2 separate regions of the Homo sapiens genome follow, and region 2 is linked to region 1. Evidence: chromatin loops called from intact Hi-C (ENCODE). Cell type or tissue: Calu3. All regions are shown on one strand. Links, peaks and the distances in the headings refer to the core of each region. The heading gives the core; the rest is flanking DNA.

What was found. Hi-C counts contacts between places; a loop is a spot of excess contacts. Peaks named below come from ENCODE experiments on the same cell type or tissue, not always from the same donor. Only the 100,000 strongest peaks of a DNase experiment are listed, where the experiment ranks them.
Region 2: it touches region 1 in a loop (4-fold over the local background); 5 of 110 quality-filtered maps call a loop at or near these places.

Annotation. Positions count from the first base shown.
Region 1 is chr3:87,254,936-87,267,446 of GRCh38, reverse strand. It overlaps POU1F1 (POU class 1 homeobox 1), which reads left to right. Exons shown (of 6, transcript NM_000306.4): 3 at 2,935-3,159; 4 at 5,212-5,376; 5 at 6,114-6,174; 6 at 7,343-8,043. The coding sequence ends at 7,553. It overlaps CHMP2B (charged multivesicular body protein 2B), which reads right to left. Exons shown (of 6, transcript NM_014043.4): 6 at 11,891-12,511. Among named protein-coding and RNA genes, the nearest start is that of POU1F1, 15 kb to the left of the region's middle. In Calu3, for the core only: no CTCF peak of the experiment used is centred there; a DNase peak (open chromatin) is centred at 7,076.
Region 2 is chr3:86,768,545-86,781,055 of GRCh38, reverse strand. No RefSeq gene overlaps it. Among named protein-coding and RNA genes, the nearest start is that of VGLL3, 220 kb to the left of the region's middle. In Calu3, for the core only: no CTCF peak of the experiment used is centred there; no DNase peak of the experiment used is centred there.

The sequences.
Region 1 (12,511 bases), core at 2,159-10,158:
TAGACTGCCTGGAGAATGAACCGGGCAATGATTTTGATGTGGCTTACTGCAATGCTTATTAGACTTTAGTTCTGGTTTAAACTGCAAAGTTAATTCGTTGGGCACTGGAGGCAAGTTATTTACTTTCTTTCTACTTAAATTTCCTCCATTGTAAATTATGGGGAAAAATATATATCTTTCCTGACTCATTTTTTGTATAAGGATAAAGATGATAACAAATGTGAAATTAACACGACACAAAGTGTTGCATAGAAGATTTGTAGCAGTACATAATTATGATCAGCAAGAGAAATTGAAAATAATAATAATAATTGATAACAAATTTAGACCTTTTAGTATGCGTAAGTAAAAAACACACAAATTTTTTATATAAAATAAACATAATTTGACATAGGTTAAATGAGTTATCTAAAGTGTCTTAAAATATGTTAAATGTACAAAATCTAACAGTAGCCTGGCTTTTCTTTGTACTCTTTCTCAGGGTATTTTATCATTAAATGTATTAAGTGATACCTGATGGACCTAAATAATCAAAGAAGTGAAGGTTTTATAAATATATGTGAGAATCAATTCTGAAAGCATAAGCACAAAACAAGTCTTCAGATAAATATGAGATTAAATAAATGATAACATAAATGTCATCAATTTTCTTTTACATCTATTAGTCCTTCTTTTAATTTAGCAGAAAATTAAAATTAATAAAAAGCTAAAAATAAACCCCACGGCAATAAATATTTTCAAGAAAAGCTATATAATAAAAGAAAAGTTGGTAAAATTGCTTTTAAAAATGTTCTCTTGTCTGATCAAGATGCCACACAATAAAGCATAAAATGGATAGTTAACTGACTTTTACAAAAGTAAACCTGGATAATTTTGGTTTGTAAAAGTAGCAGGAATTTTTTAAAGACAAAAATAATTTCTTTCACATCTTTTCCCAGCTTTAGAGCAGATAAATTTATGTTATGCTAATTTGTTTAATCTCTCATTTGTATGTTTACTTTGTTTTAGAAAAAATAATATACCCTATTAGATATAATTACATATTTATAATTACATATTTTTATATAAATTTATAATTATATATTTATAATTACACATTTATAATTATATATTTATAATTACATATTTTATATAAATAATACATTAAATTAAATTTATATAAAATTTAATACATTAAATTAAATTTATATAAAATATAAATTTTATATAAATAAATTAAATTAAATAAATAACTACATATTTATGATTACATATTTTTATATAAAAAATATAAACCAACAATTTGCTGAGTTACGGTATTCTTTGCTCATTATATATTGATATATTAATGTAAGATTTCTGTATTCTGGAAAATATATTATTACTCATGTCTTTGATTTGAGAATGTATGTGTGGAGAAATTATAGGTAGCATGAACTCTTGATGCATTTTTTTCCAGTAAGTTTCTAAGAATAATTATTGCATGTATTCCATAGTAATTTATTTTAAAATATTTATATTTATAAGAAAATGATTAATTACTCAATATTTTTATATAAAAATGTCTTGCTTATACAATCATCCTTCTATGTGGCACATTGGTTCCAGGACCCCCAAGGATACCAAAATCTTTCGATGCTCAAGTCCCTGGTATAAAATGGTGTAGTATTTGCATATAACCTAGGCACATCTTCTACCTTAAATCATCTCCAGATTACTTATAATATCTAAATCAATGTAAATGCTATGTAAATAATTGTTATACTGTATTGGGTTTTTTATTTGTATCATTTTTATTCTTGTGTTGTTATTTTTTACTTTATTTTTTAAGTGTATTTAATTCATGGTTGCATCAATCCATGAATGCAGAACCCATGGATATGGAAGGCACACTAGACATGTCATTTAATATAAATTGAAGTAGAATCTTTGTCGATAAAAATTGTAATGTATTGATAAAGAAAACAAGAAACAAAATGTGTTGGAATTTGGCTTATATACTGTCCTCTCACCTATACTTCCCAACTGAGATAGACTCTTCCAATGAAAAAGGAAATCTGGAAGCAATTGTGTAATAATTTCAGACCTTTTTACATTTTTTGTGATTTAACATATCCACTCAGTAGAGTCAATGCTTTACCATTTATCGGTAATCACTTATCATATATAAAGTTGCAAACTTTCTTGCTTCTTATATTTGCTTTTCCTTAAATAATAATCAAGAAATTATTCTATTATATTGTATATTTTTCAAGAAATCTTGTTAGTGACTTTTTAATAGAACTTTTAAGGTTACCTTTTGTTAATATTTAATCACTCCTCAAGCCTATTTAGCCATATTAATATACTTTATATTCTCATCATTCTCTTTCTGCCTACCTTCATTTAATTAAAAAAGATGTGATTATTTCTTAATAAAATCAAGTTTTTACTGATTAAATAGTGGGGCGTTTTTATATTGTGAAATCAATTTCCCAATCACAAGAAAACTTCTCAGCATAGCACTTAGCCGAAGCATTTAGTGCCATGATCACAACAAACATCACCCATTATTTATTCAATGAATTAAGAAAACAGAGTTCAATGCATAGACTCTGGTTAGAGTTCAACCTCAGATTCCCAGGAATAGGTGTCATTTAAGAGAAAAACATGATAGAAAATGTATGCTTCTGAGAGAAGTTGTTTGTTTCTATTTTAGTTATTTGCAGTCCCCTGCTTCTTTCCTTTAACCCTATCTTTGGTTTTGCTGCTCTGGAGAAGGTAGAAGACAAATAATCTCAATTCTACTAAGCTACTTTGACTCCTTCTTCGGAAGACTGAATGTAAGGTAACCTTGTAAGTACTGAGACAGGCTAGAGCAGAATAATGGGCTAAGTCAGGCAAAACCCTTTCTTATATAGAAATAAGGAGAATGACAAATGGTCTTTTTCATTTTATTTCTTTGTTTACTCACAGGTAGTTTAACCCCTTGTCTTTATAAATTTCCTGACCACACCTTGAGTCATGGATTTCCTCCTATACACCAGCCTCTTCTGGCAGAGGACCCCACAGCTGCTGATTTCAAGCAGGAACTCAGGCGGAAAAGTAAATTGGTGGAAGAGCCAATAGACATGGATTCTCCAGAAATCAGAGAACTTGAAAAGTTTGCCAATGAATTTAAAGTGAGACGAATTAAATTAGGTATGTGCTTGTTAAAGGCAACAGGAAAAAGAACTTGGTTTGCAAATCTTTATTGCTGTTAAATCTCTTATATATTGCTAAAAAGTACAAGATGATTCTCATTCTTCATCTCTACTGTGGACGTAGTTAGTCGTTATGGAAATCCTCCAAAAACATTTGTTTCCTTATAATTTCTTAAGAGCCTAAATACATAATTTTTAAATTAATAATACTCTTTCAAAACTTACCTCAACATTAGTTTTGAAGTGCCCATTTTTATCTATATTTTATTTGAAATTTTGAATAGGCCATACATTTATATGATTCAAAAGTACAAAAGAGTATAAGTGACATGTATCCCTTCTGCTTGCTTTTTCTGTATATCGTTGTTAGTTCCTTGTGTATCTTTCCAATGATATCTCATGGATATATAAGTAAATATATATGGAAATATATGTATTGTGCCAAACATATGTATTATTTGAAGTTTTCAGTAGTAATTTTTCTAGAGCTCCTTTTCCTTTGTGGGGCTGTCAAGTTCCACTTTATGAATATACTGCAATTTATTTGACCAGTCCTCTACTGATGAAATTTAGGTGGTTTCTGATCTTTGGCTGATAAAAACGATACCACGATGATTAACCCTATAAATGTTATTTTGCACTCATATAAATATATGCGCAGCAAAAATGTTAGAAGCACAATTGCTTGATCAAAAGTATGTGTACTGGTAATTTTGATAGATGTTATCAAACTGGTCTCTAGAGAAGTTGTACCAAATTTTACTACTACCATGAGAATCTTTTTCACCATCCTCAGGCTATATAAACTCCAAAACGGCATGAGTTTTTAAAATCTATTTCTTTTTATTTTCTCCTTAATGATATCTCCAGCATCTAGAAGAGTATAACTATAACACAAAATAAATAAATGGTGGTTGAAAGAAAAAATATGCTGTTAATCTTTTAGATCTTTGCAAATCAGACAGGTCAAAGTGACATCTCACTGTTTTTTCATTTAAAATTTCTTTTATTATGAGTGTAAAGTATATTATTTAATATGCTTGACAATCATTTATATTTCCTTTTCTGTGAACTATCTGTTCAGAGCCTTTGCTCATTTTCTACTGAAGTGTTTTTAAAATAAAACAACTATAACAATTGACTTTGGTTAAATTGCATAAAATTGTGTATTTTTTTAATGGATTGAAATAATAGTTCAAACCTCTGCACTTGCAGAATGAACAATAGATAATGTAATAAGAATATTTATTGATGGGCATCATATGCAACCATTTTATACATATAGGTATATAGCCTTAGGTCCTGAAATAATATGTAGCTATTACATGTGATAAGCACAGTAGTAGGAATCTTTGTGAAATTCATTTTCAGTTTTCTATCTATATTACTGTGAATGTTTCAAATTATATGTTATTTCAGCTGTACTCTAAAAATGTTTGCGACAAACAATAAGGATCATTAGTCTGAAGACAGAGGCATTATCAAAAACTATAAAATGGGCTCAGAAGTATACATGAAATGTGTAATCATAGCCTCTTAATAAATATGGTTTTAGGGAAAGTGACATAATTCTTAGTTTTATTTAGTACCCTTCAACAATATCATTGAATCTTTTAGAGTTGAAATAAGAATGTTATGATATATAACCGTATATTTTATGCATTATAGTTAATATATTAAAATTTTTTGAGCATATATTATTTGATAACTAACAATAATGATAAAAAAGCCATAATTTTCAAGTGCCTTATGAAGTGTTTAGGACACACCTAAACACTGGTTAAATATTATGAATGGCAGATGTTTCTATCTGAATTCTTTCAGTGACTAGATAAAAGTAATTTATTAACTAGAAGAAATATGTTTTGAAGTATTGCACAAGTACTTCAAAGTATAATGAATCTTACTAAATAATTCTGATTTGCCAAGAATATATAGTTAAAAAATAGTGTGTAATAGTTGACAAAGATACACAGATTTGTGTGACAATGAACCAAAATTAACATTTCCTGGAAAGTTGGAGCTGATGGTCTTTATTGTCCCTTCACAGGATACACCCAGACAAATGTTGGGGAGGCCCTGGCAGCTGTGCATGGCTCTGAATTCAGTCAAACAACAATCTGCCGATTTGAAAATCTGCAGCTCAGCTTTAAAAATGCATGCAAACTGAAAGCAATATTATCCAAATGGCTGGAGGAAGCTGAGCAAGTAGGAGGTACTAAATTGTGTCTCTGAAGGCTGTGCTGTGTTTTAACCTAAAAATAATGGCTTCAATAAGTAGGATTAATGCTAAAGCAGGAGGTTTGAGGGGTTTTTTTCCGCCTTTTCTCTTTGAGATGAAAAATAAACATTTTGTTATATCACACTAAAACAAACAACAAAAAAGGAAGGGCAATGTAAGTGTGGAAATAAATTTATTGAGGATAGAATAACCTATATAAGGAAAGCTTGTTGGCATCAGCATGAAGGGGTAAAATACTTATTTTTTTACACATCCATTTTTTTCCTCTCTTTTATACTAGAGAAATTATATATGAATCACATTTGTATCCTAATATTAGTGTACACAAAACATTTGCACACACCAGTCTTCCAAGAAAATAATATAAGCAATTGCTAGATATGCAACTTAATGAGCTAAAATTATCTACTCATACAAATGTCAGAGCCTGATAAAGAGTGAGGTTTGAGAGTATTTACAGCAAGCATTCCAACAAAAGTAAAGTGAGGATATTATTTGTAGAAAGTGTCTTTGCAAGGTTAATATTTATTTCTGCGTTGAGATTTTTCTCTAAGGTCTGTAATAGAAAAAGACTGCAAAAATTTAAGACAAAAATGTCTAGCATTTTTATTTTGCATTGTTTTATGAAGAAAATTTGAAATCCAAATCAGATCGTTTTTTATAAAAAGTCTACTTTGTGTTTGTAATTATCTCTCTTTTCCACATTATAGCTTTGTACAATGAAAAAGTGGGAGCAAATGAAAGGAAAAGAAAACGAAGAACAACTATAAGGTATTCTTTATATTAAAAGTTACTAGAGGACAAAACTGGTATTTTATAAATGGAATGAGCATTTGAGTGTAATGCAGGTGTAACATAACATATAAATGTAAGGTGAATTGGGAGGCCAAGGCGGGCCTGAGGTCAGGAGCTCGAGACCAGTCTGGCCAACATGGTGAAACTCTGTTTCTACTAAAAATACAAAATTTAGCCGGGCATGGTGGTGGGTGCCTATAATCCCAGCTACTCAGGAGACTGAGGCAGGAGAATGGCTTGAACCTGGGAGGCGGAGGTTGCAGTGATCCGAGCTTGCGCCACTGCACTCCAGCTTGGGCGACAGAGCGAGACACCGTCTCAAAATAAATAAATAAATAAATAAATAAATAAATAAATAAATAAATAAATAAATAAAAAAAAAATAATAATAATGTAATAACTTAATTTTGAGAAATGGAGAGCTAATAATTTTCAACATTTGATGGAAAATTATGTATTGTTTGATTCAAGAACACTTTTACTCCAAAATTTTGAATACAAACAGAAAGAAAACAATCATTTCTAAGAGACTGGCCATATCTTCTCCCCTTTTAGCTATAACTTATTGCTCTGACAATGTAGTATCCATGGTGTCTATAGTATTTAAAAATGTGACACTAGTAATCAGTGTTTCGGTCTCTTCAAGTTCAACATGACCTCTTGCATTTCAACCCAGAAAGATTGTTCATTGATCTTTTTGTAGTTTCTGTGAGACATGCTTAGCAAATACTAAAAGACAGGTTTTGTTTTGGTTGGTCAGTTGTTTACTAGAGATTTCCTTTATCGTAAACAGCCCTAAATGATTTTGGGGAGATATTTAGAAATGTCTAGGAAAATGTTCATTTTCTTCTCAAGAACTCAGTGCCCTCTGGTGGCACAAAGTGGGAAAAACATAGAAAGTCTGGGTCCCCTACTTAATGCTTTCCGTGACTCTCGTGTAACTCTACCTTACATAAGACAAAATATCTACATATTTAACACATTATACATTTGTCCTTGTTAAAGTGTCCTGCAAGTGTGTTCAGAGTTTTTAAGTTTCCTTTTCATGTTAATATTGAGGAAATTCAACCTACCTTAATTTTGAGCTGCCAAAAACTTCACTAAAAACAACAAAATTTCACCCCCTATGTCCACCCCCCGCCAGCATTGCTGCTAAAGATGCTCTGGAGAGACACTTTGGAGAACAGAATAAACCTTCTTCTCAAGAGATCATGAGGATGGCTGAAGAACTGAATCTGGAGAAAGAAGTAGTAAGAGTTTGGTTTTGCAACCGGAGGCAGAGAGAAAAACGGGTGAAAACAAGTCTGAATCAGAGTTTATTTTCTATTTCTAAGGAACATCTTGAGTGCAGATAAGATTTTTCTATTGTATAATAGCCTTTTTCTCCCGTTTCATTCCTTTCTCTTCCTCAACAAAAACAGAAATTACTTGGTTGACTTAAAATCATTTTATATCAATAGCTTTTACAGAAGCTTTACTTTTCCACTTTTTTTTAAAAAAAAGAAACCAACAATTTAAATTATATTGATGTTATTTACTTAAAATAATTATTCTCAGAAGCCACATTATCTATTTTAAGCCAAATATATTAACAGTAATAAAATGATCTCTCTGTCTCTCCCGCTCTCTTTCTCACACACACGCAGACATATGAGTATGGGTTTATAAGTTCCTTTTCCAAACATGTATATTAGCTTTTTAACATGTAAGTCAGTAATGACACATATGTAAAGCACATCACCAGAAATATCCAATTCAAAAATTAACCAATGTTCTGCTTTCTACCAACTCTACTAATTTGTCTGAACTAAAAGTTTTGAACTTAAGAGCTGGAGGTGTCTTATAGTTTTATTACTCCCTTTAGGAATAAACCTCAATCAGAATTGATACTTTGAAGCTAAAATTTAGGGCATAGCTGATAGAACTGTTTCAAAAGAGATGTGTAGAAACATTAATTTTTGATCTTTTTATTCTTCCTAAATATTAGCTTTTTGATGTGTAGCTGTAGAAAATAATGCTTTATGGATTCTTGAGCCTCAAACCATTAGTCTGTAAGCTGCAACAGGACAGGAAGAGATCTGGCTTGTTTGGTGTTCCCTCTCCAGGGCTTGGGAAAGTTCTTGCTCATATTAGGCATGCAATCTTTGTTAAATGAAGGAGTGTTTAAGGTTAACAATGGCTACAAATGTGAATGGTGTCACCTAATTTTAAATTATAATGTTTTTGAAATCTCACAATCTAGAAAATCATCCAGGTTTCTATAACAAGACATGATCACTTTTGGTATAATCGATTAGAATCTGATTTACTATTTGTAAAAAGTTTGACATATTGAGATTTTAATTCTGAGAATTTTATCGACAAGAACATATTTATTTAAATTATAAGAATGCATTTCCTTGAAACATGCTAGTAGAAGCAAACTGTAATGTGATATTAACTTAGAATAGTGACTGTTTTGCATTTGGATGTAAATCTGCTGGCTATGTTTATCTAACTTATTTTATATAACAAAAGTGGTAACAATTAGACCAAATTTTATTGTTGAATTAGAATGCTTACTAAATAAATTATACTGTCCAGTCTCTTTTTATGATATTATTAAAGACCTAGCATTTTTACAGGTCATAATCTACATAGATCATATATGTATGTTCATACATAATCACCATCAATTAGATGGGTAAAATTTGATATATTACTAACAAAGATAGACATTTAACTAACAAAACAGCTTTCAGTGGCCTAATCATCCATGCTTAAGCACACATTTAGCATCCAAAAGATATTAAATACAACATTCTTATTTAAGAGTAAATTCCAAATTATTCAGCCACACAGGCATTCAAGCCCCTTCTCTGGATAACTCAGTATTTCTTCGCCTACTTAAAACACATTAACTGGGGAAGGGATTCTTTAGTTTGCTAAAAGCCAGATCATGTATACATAAATGTATACGTATATATGCAAAAATGTATATATGCACTTTGAAACTTGCAAATAGAAACAAAATGTCATGCAATATAAATCTAGATTAGTGATTATTTTGCATTTTAAATATGATTCCTCTGGTAATGTTTACTCTTACTTTATGTAACAAAAATAAGCATGTATATATGCTTAAATCAATATGTTTAGATCATAAGTAGTATTATCAAACATCCATCCATAAGGTCATTATTTTCAAGTTTAGACACTACCAGTATTGGGAACCATGTATTTTCCCTAAAAGAAATTATTTTGAGTTAATACTTACTAATGAAATAGCAAATTATTATTATTATTATTATTATTATTATTATTATTGAGACAGAATCTTGCTCTGTCACCCAGGCTGGAGTACAGTGGCACGATTATTGTTCACTGCAGCCTCAGTCTCTTGGGCTCTCCACCTCAGTCTCCTGAAGTAGCTGGGACTACAGGTGCCACGCCACCATGCCTGGCTATGTTCAAAATTTTTGTAGAGACAGGGTCTCCCTGTGTTGCCCAGCCTGATCTTGAACTCCTAGACCTAAGCGATCCTCCCTCCTCAGCCTCCCAAAGTGCTGGAATTACAGACATGAACCAGTGTGCCCAGTGAAATAGCAATTATTTGCTAACTGATATGGTTTGGCTGTGTCCCCACCCAAACCTCATCTTGAATTGTAGTTCCCATAATCCCCACGTGTAGTGGGAGGGACCAGATGAAGATTAGGGGGGCTGTTTCCCACATGCTGTTCTTACAATAGTTGGTTCTCATGAGATCTGATGGTCTTATAAGGGGCTTTCCCCTTAGCTGGGCTCTCATTCTCTCTCCTGCCGCCCTGCAAAGAGGTACCTTCCACCATGATTGTAAGTTTCCTGAGGCCTCCCCGGCCAGTAAATACCAGTAACTCATTTGTATTAATGTTTTGTATTATACAAAACTCATTTATATTGAGACTACTTTCTAACTACATTAAAATAATGCTTTATTTTGATTAATCTTCAAAACAATAGAAAATGGTTAATGCCATTTAGAATCCTAAACCTCAATTAAACAAATGACATACAATTCACTGTGTAGACTGATATGTTCATACTTTGGGGAATAAATGACAAAGGCTGACTGTAGCCATAGTCTTTCCCTCTTACATATTTGTGAACTCTTTAAGTCTTCAGGAATTCAGTAGATTTGTCCATTAAAATGGAAGAAAGATGTTTGTCATTTCTACTAGTTTGGTACATTCAACTTTACCTAGTAAAGGTGGCTGATAAACTCATTCATACAATTTACCTTTCCATCTCTAAAGGTGGAAAGGATTTGTGTAGTCAGAGAAATATTTTCAGTGTTTGGGGATGGCGGCGGGGGGGGTGTATTTTCAAGCTGTTGGGGGAATGTGGTGTTCCAACAGTAGGACACCTGAAATCAGGCTTCACAATCTTCAGGCTTCCTCTAAGGCAACATCAATCCAATTGACTACTAAAACAACTAAGCTTAGAATGGTTTTGAACCCTCAGCTTCTACAGAGAGGAAACTGGAAAGTTGATCTGTATTTCTGAAGTTGCCAAAACCTTTTCATGCACAGTAATGGCATCAAAGGGACAAGTCATCACAGGTCTCTTTTGAGACCAGGAAAACCTGGTCTGTTTTAACATGTTAAAACACCTGTTTTAACAGAGGAGTGTCTAAAATAAGAGTACATATTTCAATTAGGCCCACAGAGATCAGGTGAGAAGTATGGCAACTAGGATGGTAGGAAATGCACATTTTGGCGGAAAAGAGAGTACCAGGTTTTCTCTAAAGGCATTCAAATGCAAAAAGTAAAAGATATATCACTGTGCAAGTCAAACAACATAAAGCCCATAGGCTGACAGCTTCCTCTCTCTGGTCCATAGGGTCACAATCTTGAGCCCCTTCCCATTAGCTCTTGCAATAACCAGATACTCCCCTCAGAGCACACAGTACAGTGTGTGCAACATAATCATCTGACAGATGGTCATTTTATGTTTTCTAAGAACAGGTGTTATCATGAGTATTGACATTTTCGTATGACGTTCTACTTCTCTGGTACTCCGAAATTTCCCCCATAAATAACTTTTTCATTTGGTAACAAAATGTGGCTTTGGGCTGCATCCTTTTCAGTCATAGAGATACTCTTCTATTCTTTCTATGGCAACCTCTTGTTTGATTACAGCAACCTCTTATTTGATTACAATTGTTAAATATTTATTTTTGTGCCTAAAGAAGTTAGAAAAAACAGGTTAAAAAAAACCCAGTGTTTTCATTAAGCTCAATCTATAAGAACCCTTATTTCTTATTCTTTAAGGGCTCAAAAGTAACTTTCCTTTTTAGCAAAGGATAGAATAACATTACAAATTCACAGTGACAGTGATTGTGAAAACTACCACCAGAACACTTTATAAATGTAGCCAAATCAGAATGATCTCTCTGTCTTTTATGTCCAAATTCTTTTGTGGTATCCATGTTTGACTGAAATGAAATAAGTCACTGGGACTTATACATTCAAAAATAAAACTTAAAAATGTTTAATCCCTGAGAATACTGGGAACAAATTAATGTGAAACCACCAATTCTTAGGCTTATTACATTCACAAACATTAGTCTAGTACAAATTATTTCTTAAGAAGATAGTTTTTTTTTTAATGTTAAGTAGCAGAGTTTATCTAATTGTACTTCTAGGAAAATAATAAAGATCATTCTTTTGAAAAATTACCAAATATGCATAAAATTTTTAATTTTAGCAGGAACCAAAAAGAGCAAAAAAGGTAAGAAAAGAACAACAATAATAAATCTTTATTGAGATTTTTTAACAAAATAATTTTTGAAAACAAAAGCTCCCACATGTAAACAAGAACGTAAATAAGTTAGATGGCATTATTATGTACATTCAAGAATCAAAACATGTTCTGGTAAACATTCCATAATCCGGTAAAATGTTTTCACCCATCACTGTTAAGAGAAACTGTGTATTTAATACTATCAATAACAAAACCTAATCTTTGAACATTATAAAATGGTTTACGGAATATAAACTATACAGTTTAGTTTTTCATTCCTCCTAGCAATCCGTGTCACATGTATACTAGTCCTAAGATGTATTTTGTCAGTATTAGCCCAAAATGTCCACCATCCCAAATTAACCAGGTTACACATATCTCCTCCAGTTTTTATGGTAGGATGTGTTAGAACCCATATATTACAACATCATTTTTCAAAACTAACCTAATCCTAAATTCTATTCTAACTAGTCTGGCAATCCTTCATTTTATCTCCCTGTCTACACATTCATTAGATACCAAGGCAATTTCACCTTAAAAAATACTGCTAATA
Region 2 (12,511 bases), core at 1,650-9,649, 490 kb after region 1:
CCTAAGTATAACAGTGGTTCTCTGGGCTTGTAATGTAATGTCTCTACCACACTTAAGCCTTTAGTAAAATAATTGAGATGTTCTAATGGTAACAATCACTGGAGGAAAGAAGCTATTTTCACTTATTTCCTAGAGGGAAGGGATACTTAATATTCTGTAATGCATAGGACAGTTCCTTTCAACAAAGCATTATTCTTCCTCATATCTAATAGTGCCCTTGTGGCAAAAGACTAAAGCAACGCCCTAACCCATGTTCATATTTAAAAATGTGCAAGTTTCTCTTTTTGCCTCATGACAGATATCAAATGAATGACAAGGACTAGAAAGTTTCTAGAAGGCTAATCTTTCATGGCCAATCCAACTAAGTAACAGTAAATATAATAAACTAATAACAACCAGACAAAATTGCCTGATATTTAAGAGATGCTGGGCTTGAGCCTGGCAACCCTTCATATATTGCCTCAAATGTTCTCTGAAGGGGAAGAAAAGAAACGGTTGAACAGTGTGTCTTGGAGCTGTTCTTATAGGCATGTATACTAATCCTCTTCAGAAAACACTTTGCATTGATTACGTAGAAAAACCTTCTTGGACAGAAGCCAAACAAACTCTCAATACTGAGGAGAATATGGCAGAAAATAAAGACAAAATTTACTTTTCTAAGCTAGGATATTGTATACTCATGGACAACTGAACTCTGCTATGGTTCCTTTTGCCCCCCAAAGAGCATATGTTCAAAACTCATTCCCCAGTGCAACAATGTTGGGGGTGAAGCCTAATGAAAGGTAATTAGGTCACAAGAGTTCTGTGCCTCATGAAAGGATTCATGCCATTATCTTCGGAGTAAGATTTCTAATCATGGGAAAATGGGTTTCTGATAAAAGGACAAGTTCCTCAATCAGCCTCACCCTCTCTCACCCTTTCACCTTCCTCTATCCGATGATGCAGCAAAAAGACCCTTGCCAGATGCTGCCCCTTGGTCTTGGACTTCCCAGCCTATGAAACTGTAAGCCCATCAGTTTCTGCTCTTTATAAATTATCTGGTCTCAGGTACTGTTTCAGCAGCACAAAATTAAGGAAGACAGAAATTTGGAAATGGAAAAGTGGGATTTTGCTATAACAAATACCTGAAAATGTGAACGTGGTTTTGAAACTTGGTAATGAATGGAGGCTGGAAAAATTTGGAAGAGCAGGCTACAAAAACCCTGTGTTACTGTGAACAGAGGATTAAGAGCAATTCTGGTGAGGGCTGAGAAGAAGAAAAGAACTATAGGGAAAAGATGGAACATCTTGGAGATTGATTAAGGAGTTGCATTCAGAATATTGGTAGAAATATGGTTAGTAAAGGCCATTGTGATGAGGTCTCAGCAGAAAATAAAAAATACCTCATTGGAAACTGGAGTAAAGGCCATCTTTGTTATAAATTGTCAATAAGGTTGGCTGAATTGTGTCCATATCCCAGGGCTTTGTGGAAGGCAGAGCTTAAAGAGATTAAGACATCTGGTGGAAGAAATTTTCTAAACAAAATATTGAAGGAGCTGCATGGCTACTTTTACTTACGTATAGTATGATATGAAAGGAGAGAAATGACGTAAAGATAGAATATATAGTAAGCAAGAGAGCAGAGTGGAAAGATTTGGAAAATTCACAGCCTGGCCACATAAAGAGTGAAAAGGCATCTTTAAGAGAGTAAATCAAGGGTTTGGCCAAAAGTCTGTTTGCTCGAAAAATTAGTACCCATAGGATCCTAAAACACATTTCTGAGATCTTTGAGGCAAGCTAAGACCTTGAGGGCCAGGTTTCTAGAGAGGCACTTTCAGGATCTCAGCCATTGCTGCCCCGTGCTGCCTCGAGTGTCTGATCCTTGCATTCAGGCACAGTGCTCTCCTGCTGTCCCATCTGTGCCTCGAGCAGAGTATAAGTAGTAAGCTTTGGCAACACTCATGCCGTGCTAACTCTGCAAGCCAACAGAGTTCCTGAGCTATGGGGGTATGGCTTCTTCCACCTAAATTTTAAAGGATGTTGCCTACAGCCTAGGGGTTCAGGCATAGACTTGCCATAAGGATGGAGAAACTGCAGAGAGTACCTAGTAGAACAATGTCCAGCAGAAATGTGCAATTGAATCTGCCACAGAGAGCCTCCACCAGGGCAATGCTTAGTGGAGCCATGGGAGCAATGCCACTTCATAGACTCCAGAACTGTTGAGCTGCCATCATGCAACAACAACTTTGGAGAGCTGCAGGCATGAGATTCCAACCTGTGAGAGCTGCTATGTGAGTCAAGCCAAGTAACGCCATATGAGTAAGGCTATCTGAGGCCTTGGGGGCCCAACCCCAGCCCTAGTGTGACCAAGGGGTGGCACATAGAGTAAACAATTTTTCTAGAGTCTTAAGATTTAGTGTTGTGTGTCCTGTTTGGTTTTGGACTTACTTGGGTCATATTACTTCTTTCCTTTTGCTTATTCCTACCTTTGGGAATGGGAATATTTATCCTATGTCTGTTCTACTTTGTATTTTGGAGAGAGATAACTTGTTTTGATTTCACAGTCTCATATTTGGAAGGGAACTTGCCTTAGGATTAATCGTGCCTTGGTTCCCAGTGATATCTGAGTTAGATGAGACTCTGGACTTTGGACTTTTAAGTTGGTTCAGAATGAGTTAAGACTTTGGGGCTACTGGATTGGAATAAATGTATCTTGCTCATGAGAAGAACATGCGTTTTAGGGCAGTCGTGGAATGCTATGGTTTGAGTGTGTACCTCAAAAAGCATGTGTTGGAAACTTAATCTCCAATGCAACAGTATTGGGTGGTGGGGCCTAATGAGAAGTGATTAAGCCATGAGGACTTTGCCCTCATGAATAAGTTAATGCCATTGGGAGTGTGTGTATTATCACAGGGATGGGTTCATCGTAAAAAGGCAAGTTTGGTCTCCTTTTCTCTTCTCTCTCTCTTATCCTCTGTCTCTCTTATCCTCTCTCTCTCTTTGACCCACTCTTATCCTTTTGCCTTCCATTATGAGATGACACAGTTTCTTTATAAATTAACCAGGCTTAGATATTCTATTATAGCAGCACAAAACAGACTAAGGCAAGCTCTAAGCTCCATGTGGATGAGGACTTTATTCTGCAATTCCTTAACATTCCCGCCAACATTTAGAAGACTTAAAAGCAGATTGTGAGTATTTTATGAGTTTACATGACTCCTAACTTGCTAGATTCTCAAAATAAAATTAGATAATTAATCTATTATAAAGCTTCTATTTTTTAAATAAGCACATGATATTCTTTTTGTAACATTATAAATGGCTTAGTTTTCAATGGGATTTAAACTTTTCTTGAAAAACAAGAGATAGATATAAGATAATAAAAGTATAAAATATAATAGCGAAATAAAAGACAAAATATTTAGGGATAATATTTATCATGTCTGCTGTATATGAAAGTAAAATGAAAATCCAATTGTTGAACATCAATTATGCATGACACTGAGAACATCCTGGGCCACTAACAGTGTATTGCCTTGCGATGGTTTGTGTTGTATGAAAATATTTTAATGGAATGACATAGAATGTGTAGAAAAAAAAATCTTTTCTTTCTTCTCAACATTGGTTAGAGTCTTAGTAAACCCCTGTGTATAGTATCATATTCTATTAATATAAGCAGATGTAGAATGTAGAGAGAACAGCAAATAAAATGCTTCAAATAGAACATGACTGATGCTAAAAACATATTTTTCTAATGTGATCGTTTTATCAATGCAAAAGAGAGTAGGGTGTTTCTCAACTGAAAAATATTTTTAAATGGTAAGTTTGTAGTTGCTAAGTTCGGGTTAACTTCAAGAATCCAAAAAAACAGGCACATATTTAAAGTTTAGTAGGACAGTAATATCAACTAGTGTCTTTAGTTGGTGATGTTTTTTCTCTTTTCTTTAAGTCTGTCAACATCCATTATATCTAGGGAAAATGTGGTCATAGAGGGTTGTGGGTTTTTTTTCATGAAAGTAACATTCTGGATAGATTTTTTAAGGGAAAAATAATTAGATTTTATGTGTGTGTATAATATGTATGTATATATCATTTTTCCTTTGAGATGAAAGAATTAGTAAGAAATTTTTAAGAACTAGTAAGGAACTAATCTATTCAGCTGTTGGCAGATTGATATGTGGTAAGGGTTTCCTAGGACGATTACAAGAGTGAGCTAAAAAAAATCAAGGGAAAAATTCAAAATATTAGGAAAAATATATCATATATATGTCAAGGTTAATAGATTGAAAAATATTCCCCCATTGATTTGTGCAGCAAAACTGCAGGCAATTTTAGCCTACAGGTGACATAGTAAATACAATTTTTGTTCTTGAGCTTTTTGACATTGTTATCTTACCACGTTTAGCAAAAGGTATCAAATCGATTTAAGCTCTTAGGATAATGTTTGGCATATTATAAGAAATCAGTCTGTGTTGGTGATATTGTTGTCATCATCATTGTGGTTATACTTCATAATTGGTGGATTGCTAAGTAATCTAGCAAATCTGAGAAATGGACCTTTTGGACGATAGAACTCCACTTCTGAATAAGAAGATGGCAGTTAGCACATATTTGGGAATCCTGTGCTTATATTGATTACCACTGGGCAGAAAACAATCCCAAGGCAGAGTGATGTGTTCAGTCATAATCTGCCAAAGAGTAACCTGGATCTTGCTTTTAATTTTGGGGCCTGGGGAGGGGAATTCCAATTTAGCCTGGAAATTAGAGGCTACTAAAATTACCTATAGGTGATGGTTTTTATCCAACTTGTCACTCCTAGCCTGAATAGAAATAGTAGGAGTTACTGAAAGTCCAGAATCTCTGGAAAATGTTGAAGGCTCAAACCAGGTGCCTGCAGTGGTCTTGGTGTGGCTAATGAATTTCTGTTAATATCTATCATTTTGATTTTTCTGAAGTTAGGTGATAAGAAGGTAATCAAATAATCCACAAATATTTATTCAATGCCTATATAATAAGAATCTCCAGACATTTAAAATGTTTCAGATACTGTCCCTGTCCATAAAGTGTTTACCCTCTTTCGATGAGAAAAATACTTTGAAAATATTTATTTTTTAAATATATTACTAGTAACATCAAAGGTATAGCAGAGAAAGTAAAATCTCATAAGACTTCAAAATGTTGCCTATATACTGTGTGCTATCATAATTGCAAACAGGTTTTAGTGTTTTGTAAGCACAGCTATGAAAATAATTTACCTACCTGAAGTGAGCATATCAGTCACAGAATTAAAGACTTAAAGAGTTAAACTTATTTATCTGTTTTTGTTGCTTGGGATTGTAGATATTTTAGCAAATAATAACATGTTTTAGAAAATACAGAAATGAATTCCAAATTTCTGCCCAGCAACTCAGCAATGAGAATCTTCCTTATGTCCAGTCTGCTTTATTTATGCTAAGTCAATGTGCCAATGTTTTTTTAAAAATTCCCAAAGAGTTCAGAAAAACAGAACAATCCGTATCCCTTTGCCCCACCAAGTAATTCTAAATCATAACTTTCTGATTCTTCGAGATCTTATCCCTATTTTCCAACTCATTCATTCAAACAACAAATGAGGAGAGGTGGAGAGGGAATGAAGGAAGATAAATAATAGGTGATAAATTTGGGGAGGAAAAGTAAGAAATGAAAAGACCAATCAGGTAGGATGGAACGTAGGAACACTGTAAAAATTCAACCTGAAAGTAAACAAGTAAGCTTATAATAGTCTAAAACTGAGTAAAAAATTTCTATCCATACACCTACTATGTACCCACAAAAATTAAAAATTAAAAAATTGTAAAAAGTTCCGTTCGAGCTTCTCTAAACCTGGCAACTAAAAAAAAAAAAATCAATTACATATTAATGAAGTCATTCTCCTCTCCTTCATTAGAATTTTAGGTCACTAAACTCTTTTCACTTATTAATTGGCATCAGTATGTTGATTTACTAAGGATCACAGAGTATATCCGCTGTGGAAGCAAAACCGGACCTGACATTTGCTAGCTCAGTCTGCTGCTTTCACATATTTTTTTGTTAGAAAAAAAAAAAACTGTCTCTCTTTGCGAGAGTAAAGACGAAGAATTATCAGAGAAAATATGCTATTATTTTACCAAATTCATCAACTATAGAAAGTAGAAGCATTCCTTCAAATATCAGTAGCTGTTTGAAACTTTTGATTAATCAGTAACCCTACAAAAATAATATGAATATGAATAAAGATAATTTAGAAGACACCTATGAGTAGCAAATTACATTGATTATAAAATATAGTAATTTAAATACAGTCATATATGTAATGATATAAAAGTAAAATGTTAGAGTTTATGAATATAAGTTATATTGAATTATTCTTAGCTAGAAAAATTTTAAATTAAGACTTTATCACAAAAGAAAATGTGAATGTAGGATGTCATAGGATTAGTTTACATTTTGCTTTTTCCTAAAGTATTATTCTATATAGGGTATAAAATTTGCCAGTGCATACACACTCATGTACACACATAGTGTTTACATATCGGAAATGTATTATATATTTCATATATGTATATATCACAAAGAATAAAATATTTCCTGTTAAAATGTATTTGGTAAAAATCTTTATAAAACATGTTTTCATAATAACTAAAAGCATACTGAGACCGAACACAATTTTATATATAAAATGTAATTCAAGAAAGACTTTTAAGTGCACTATAAATACATTTTAATACATGAGTATGTAATGGAAATTTTCTGATCTTTCTCTGCCACCTAGTGGTATACTCGACAGTTTGTCTTTTTTAAAAGGCTAGTGCAAAACTTATTGAATTGGAATTTACATATTGGAATTACAGACTCAGTCATTTAATACATATGAAGTTATGAGTAAACAGAAACAGAAATGCAGTGTATGCATTGTATGGTATTCATATATTACCTTGTCAATTACAAGGTTTTCCAAGGCTTGCTTTGCTATTTACAAAATGTAAAACTTCAAGGTTAGAACGAACAGGATAGAGCTGTTGCCGTAAGGCATAATCTTCCAAATCAGGTTCCAAAGGAACTGTCAAATGTTATGTGAAGTTTTAAAAGTCTAACTAGCTATCATGTACTGTTTAAGTATTTGTAATCATGTAGGAATTTCTCAAGCACTTGTATGTACACTGGTTCACTTAGTTATGTCACATAAATTAAAATGTATATGATGTATTTGTTGTCAATACTAACTTTAGAAATTAATTACCTATAAAAGCAGAAAAATATATTGAAGTTATTTGGATAGAATGATAATTAGACAAACAAAAATAATTATTGGTTGCACATTCATGCTCTTCTGTGTGGTAGAGAGTCTATTTTCTTGAATGAAGGAGAGGTTTGCGAGAGCAGATACATGTAGTTTCAAAATAAATGATAAATACAGAAAGCCATACATTTCTAAAATAAAACACTCAAAATGAAAAGTTCAGGTGTGTGTTATTTAAAATGCTCATTATACTCAAGGACAATATTGATAAGTTAATATCTTTCCTTTGAAATATTTGCTTAGTAAAAAGAGCTTGTTATCAGCCTCCCGCTGCCCCTGTCTTCATCCACCTGCTGGGAGATGCACGTGCTTTTGTGAGGGAAGGCTGGTGTATATGAAAAACTTACTGGGTCTTTATAATTATCTGTAGCTAAGAGAAGCAACTTTTTCATATAGTGAGAATTGACTAATGCAAAGATTAAAATGTCCTGGTACCTGGACACAATTAATATTACATATTATAGAAAGGGAAGTGATTTATTATAAAATGAACGAAAACATATGACTTATTTGTCTTAAAATTAACATTAATAGAAAGGAATGAATATCATTTTTTTTCTTTGAGAAAGGTCAATGTACCTTTGCACCTGTTTCTGTACTCTTAATCTGGGAAATGACTATTCTATAAGATTAGCATTCATAATTAATTTCTAACCCTGTTATATTGTTACAGGATCATTGGGGTGTCATTTTTCTGGTCGGAAACCTCTGTGGGTGGCATTGTTGCCCTAGTTGCCCTAGTAGCTCGGGCCTACTGGGCTTGTTTTACCTGCTTGTCCTGGCAATCTGCACTCAGCTCACACTACCAGCCTGGGTCCCATACTTGCCAAGCGTGATTCAGGTGTGGAACAGCAAAGGGTGTGTGAATGAATGTGGGGTCTAGCCACTGAGCACAATCAGATGTGACAGCTACCACAGCGGGACAGGCAGCTCCAGGTGCTGGCTTGAGATGCCAGGAACTGCAGAGCCCCAAAGAGTCACCGCCCTGGCTACAGAAGCTTCCAGGTCTGGGATTTCTGAAGGGCCTCAGTTCTTCTTTACTCTTCAGCAGCAGTGTGTCGAGCAAGGGACATGTTTCAGCCCTGTTTGTGTTACAGCTCTTTTAGCCCCACCATTTGACAGATCCAGAGTTCTTCTCCTACCACCATGAAGAATGAGATATGGAAACAAGTGGGACTATGAGCAAGATGAATAGGAGCTTTATTGAGTGATATAACAGCTAAGTCTCCTGCAGGGGGGCAGCTCCTTTCCACAGCCATGCAGCCACAGTGTCCAGATGAGTGTTCAGCTCCTAGCAGAGAGGAGGCCCTGGAGTGGGAAGCTTCTCTCTGCAGGGAGGTTGTCCTGTCTCCCCAGCTCTCAGCAGAGAGGAGGCCCTGGAGTGGACTGTTCCTCTCTGCAGCTAGTTGTTCTGATGTCTGTTCTGCTCTGTCTGAGCCCTGGGGTTATATGGGCCTCAGATGAGAGGAAGTGTGTGCTGATTGGTCCATGGGTGGCCATGGGTGGCCCGGAAAAGGCACCACATGCACTTACTCCAGTCTGCATGACTGGCAGCCTGACTGCCAGCCTTCAGGCCTTCCCTGGCCTGAAGGTGAGGCCTCACTGGGGACTGCCCCCTTCCACCCAGGAGCTTGTCTGTCTCCTGCTGCCATCTATGGTGCCCAGGCTGCTCATGCAAAGGGGCATCTGTAGGCCAGCACAGGGCTGTCCTTAGTCTCCCTTGGCCTCCCTCACATGCCTGTTGGCGCCCGAAGTCCAGAGGGGCTCGAGGCAGCAGGGGCCTTGTGTCTCAGCATTGTCCCAAGTGTGTGCATCCCTGGCCAGGCTGCAACAGTGCCCAGGCTTGGCCCCACATTGCTCCAAGACTGGAGTGGATGCTGACAGTGGGGAGAAGCCAGACAGTGGGAGCAGGTACTTCCAAGCCTGCAAGGGCAGGAGGGGTCTTCCTGAGACCCCAAGAGTGCAGGGATGCATGGATGCACAGCTGTGGTTTGGGTGGCTGCAGCTGTGCCTGGGAGGATGGGGCTCCTGCCTGCTCTGTGGAGCATGCTGTCCTGACCAATGCCTTCCTGCTGCAGCCGGCGTGATGGCAGTGGCTGCTTCAAACTGCTTGCCATTGCCATCAATATGACAGCCTGATAGAAAGGCACAATTTTTATAAAACTGTCTACAAGAATGGATGCAAGACTTATTTTTATAGGAGATAATCTATTAAAATTTTTTGTGGAAACTGGTGCTTATGAGAATATAAAAGTTAAAATGCAGATAGATTATTAAAATTATGAAATTAGTATATATTGTGCAATTGTTTTCCAATGAATATCCTAATACTATACTCACTAATAAGGTCAAAATGAGAAGAAAAAAAGGATGGATTTGCTGTGTTCCACTGTATACTTCAAGCATAGAGTCTTTTTGGCACTAGGCTAGGCTCACTCCTGATGGAAGTACGTATTTTATTCACAGATTTTAATTTATGTTGAAAAGGTATAGTATAATGTAGTCATTACAAATAGAAATTAATGCTATACAATATGCCGTATGTTTATTTGAAATTATAACTGCCAGGTGTCTAAAACATGGTAGTTATTTCCAAAAGTATTTTTCATAGTTTATTTTCAAATTTGCATTCCTCTTTTATTGTATGTACTTAGTATAAAAAATGTCATTCTCATGCAAGACTCTTACAAATGAAGCGTGGTACAAACTTATTTGTTTTTTCTGATTAAAAAATATATTTTTGACATAAAAATACATGTACAAAAACAAGAGAAAAGTAATACTGAAAAATACATTCTTATCAGGCCTATGTGTATATATAATATATATTTCAAAATATTTAAAACATATGTGTGTTTATATATGGTTTTATAACTAAGTTTGGAATCTAAACTATCAAAAATAATTTTATATCATTACTTTTTGCTTCAATAATATTTTATTGAGTGTAATATTTCATGCTATAGAGCTTTGTTCATAAGCTTTTGGTAACCAACCATTATTGTTGAATATTCTCTATTAAAATCAATAAACAGCTCTGATTATTTTAGTCTATCCATTATAATTATTTTTAATACAAATTTCTAATACCTAAGTTAAATAACAAAGATACATGGTAGATATTGATATGTATTTTTATATTGCCCTCAGAAACTTAGTTAAAATGCTGAGAAGCAATTGTTAACTAGGTATCAAAGCCTTAATATTTTACATCCTCTTATTGTATACTTCTAGTCCTTTAAATCTCGCCAAAGGAAAAACTCAAAAATGTATACAATGCTGTAAGCCTAAAATTTCAGTGTCATTTTTTACTTTGAAATATTAGAAACCTTGTATATACTTTAAATTGTCATAATGCTTAAGTAAATTCTAGTAGAGTAGTTTTATGAGATATTATGTAGCTATTATTATTATGACAAAGAATCTATAATAACATGAATAATATAGGTGATATAGCATTAAATAAAAATAATGACTTATAGCATATTAACATATTTTAAAGAAACAATACAAGGATACTAGAATATACACCAAATTAACCCTAGGCATCTTTGAGTGGTAGGAATAGGGGCCGCCTTTTCTTTTTCCTGCATTTTCTTCTTATTTAAAAATAGGCGTATGTTGATACATCAATAAAATTTGTAATTTTACTTTAAAACATTAATCATGTATGTGTATAATTCCCCAAATTGAATCCTTTGGCTCCCAAATTATTTACTTAATAGCAAAATAAGATTCTAACCATTGACATTTACAATGGAAAATCATAAATATGCTCTCCTGACAATTTCCCTTAAAATTTAAGAGAACTCACATATGAACACATCCCAGAATATGTTTTCTTCCTTTCTAGTTCATAAACGCTACATAGCTGTAATTGGCTACTGATATTTAAAAGGGGTAAATATTCTTATCAGGTGCAGAGTAGGCAAGAAAAACTACTTATAATGTGGAGCAGTACTTTCTAAACTAGCCTAAGGAACTCTAAGGGAGACAGTTTTTATAAAGATTCATGGATTCTTAGGTGTGCCAAATAACTGCCAAAAAATGTGCAGTCTACATATATATATATATATATATATATATATATATATATATATATATATATATATATATAATGTAATTGCAAATTCAATGAAGGGACCAGTGTCAGAGTCTTAGTAATATGAATAAAGAAATGAATGAAAATTTTGAGAAAAATTAACATTATTGTTGCTTTCTTTTTCAGTAGGTAAAAATACCTACATTCAATTCATTCAGTTAATGAATGGTAGAATTACAGTTATTACTATTTAGACGTCTATTATTTATATTAAATATTACATTGTGATGAGGTTTTATAGTAAAAAATTATCAAAATATAGCAGACATATGTTTCTATAAAACAGTTCAAATCAAATCTTAAACAAATGAAGCCTCAAATTGTAATTAAATCTCAATAACCTCTCCAATGAGACAGAATTTAAATGTTAAAAGCACATAGAAGTCCTATTGTATAGTTACTGCTTTTGAGATTTATTGTTGTTGTTTACTTTCTGCCTTCATGTCTTCTCTATTTTCTTCTCATACTGGCTTGCAGCTAGCAGGAGAAACTCTCTTCTAAGATGTGATTTACCCCTGACTCTTGCTGTGCCTGTAGATTTTACAATCTAAGTCAATCCCACTCACAGTAGGGGCCATTGGTAAAGTACTTCAGCTCAGAACAGCAAATTGGCTAAACTCTCATTTTGGGTGTCCAAGGGATGCCCATGGGCAACTGACTTCCAAACATCCAAACAAAAGATTTCTAGTCTTAGTAAGACAAATATATACCATATAAGCTTAGCTGAGATACAGTAATGCTTATAATCTATAGTCTCAAATATATTCACATCTTGCTTACCTGACCATTTTTATTGTTAATTATAATTCAAAAAATGTTTTACAGAAATGTAAACTTCCTACTCTCAAAGAAGCTAAATTACAGGCATATCATAAAATACAGGGTGTCATATTATAGAAATTTCAAACTTGTGGCTTTGCCAATAGCATTCACTTAGTCAAATCAGGTATAAACTGGCTTATTTCTAAATGAAGCTAAGAAGTAAACTTAATCTAAATTCTTGGATAAAAAGAACTTTTCAGATTTCAGCCAACTTCTTTCTCCTTCCTAATTTACTTATAAACAGAGTCTCCAGTAGAGACTGTCTGTTTATAAGTAAATTAATTTTATCA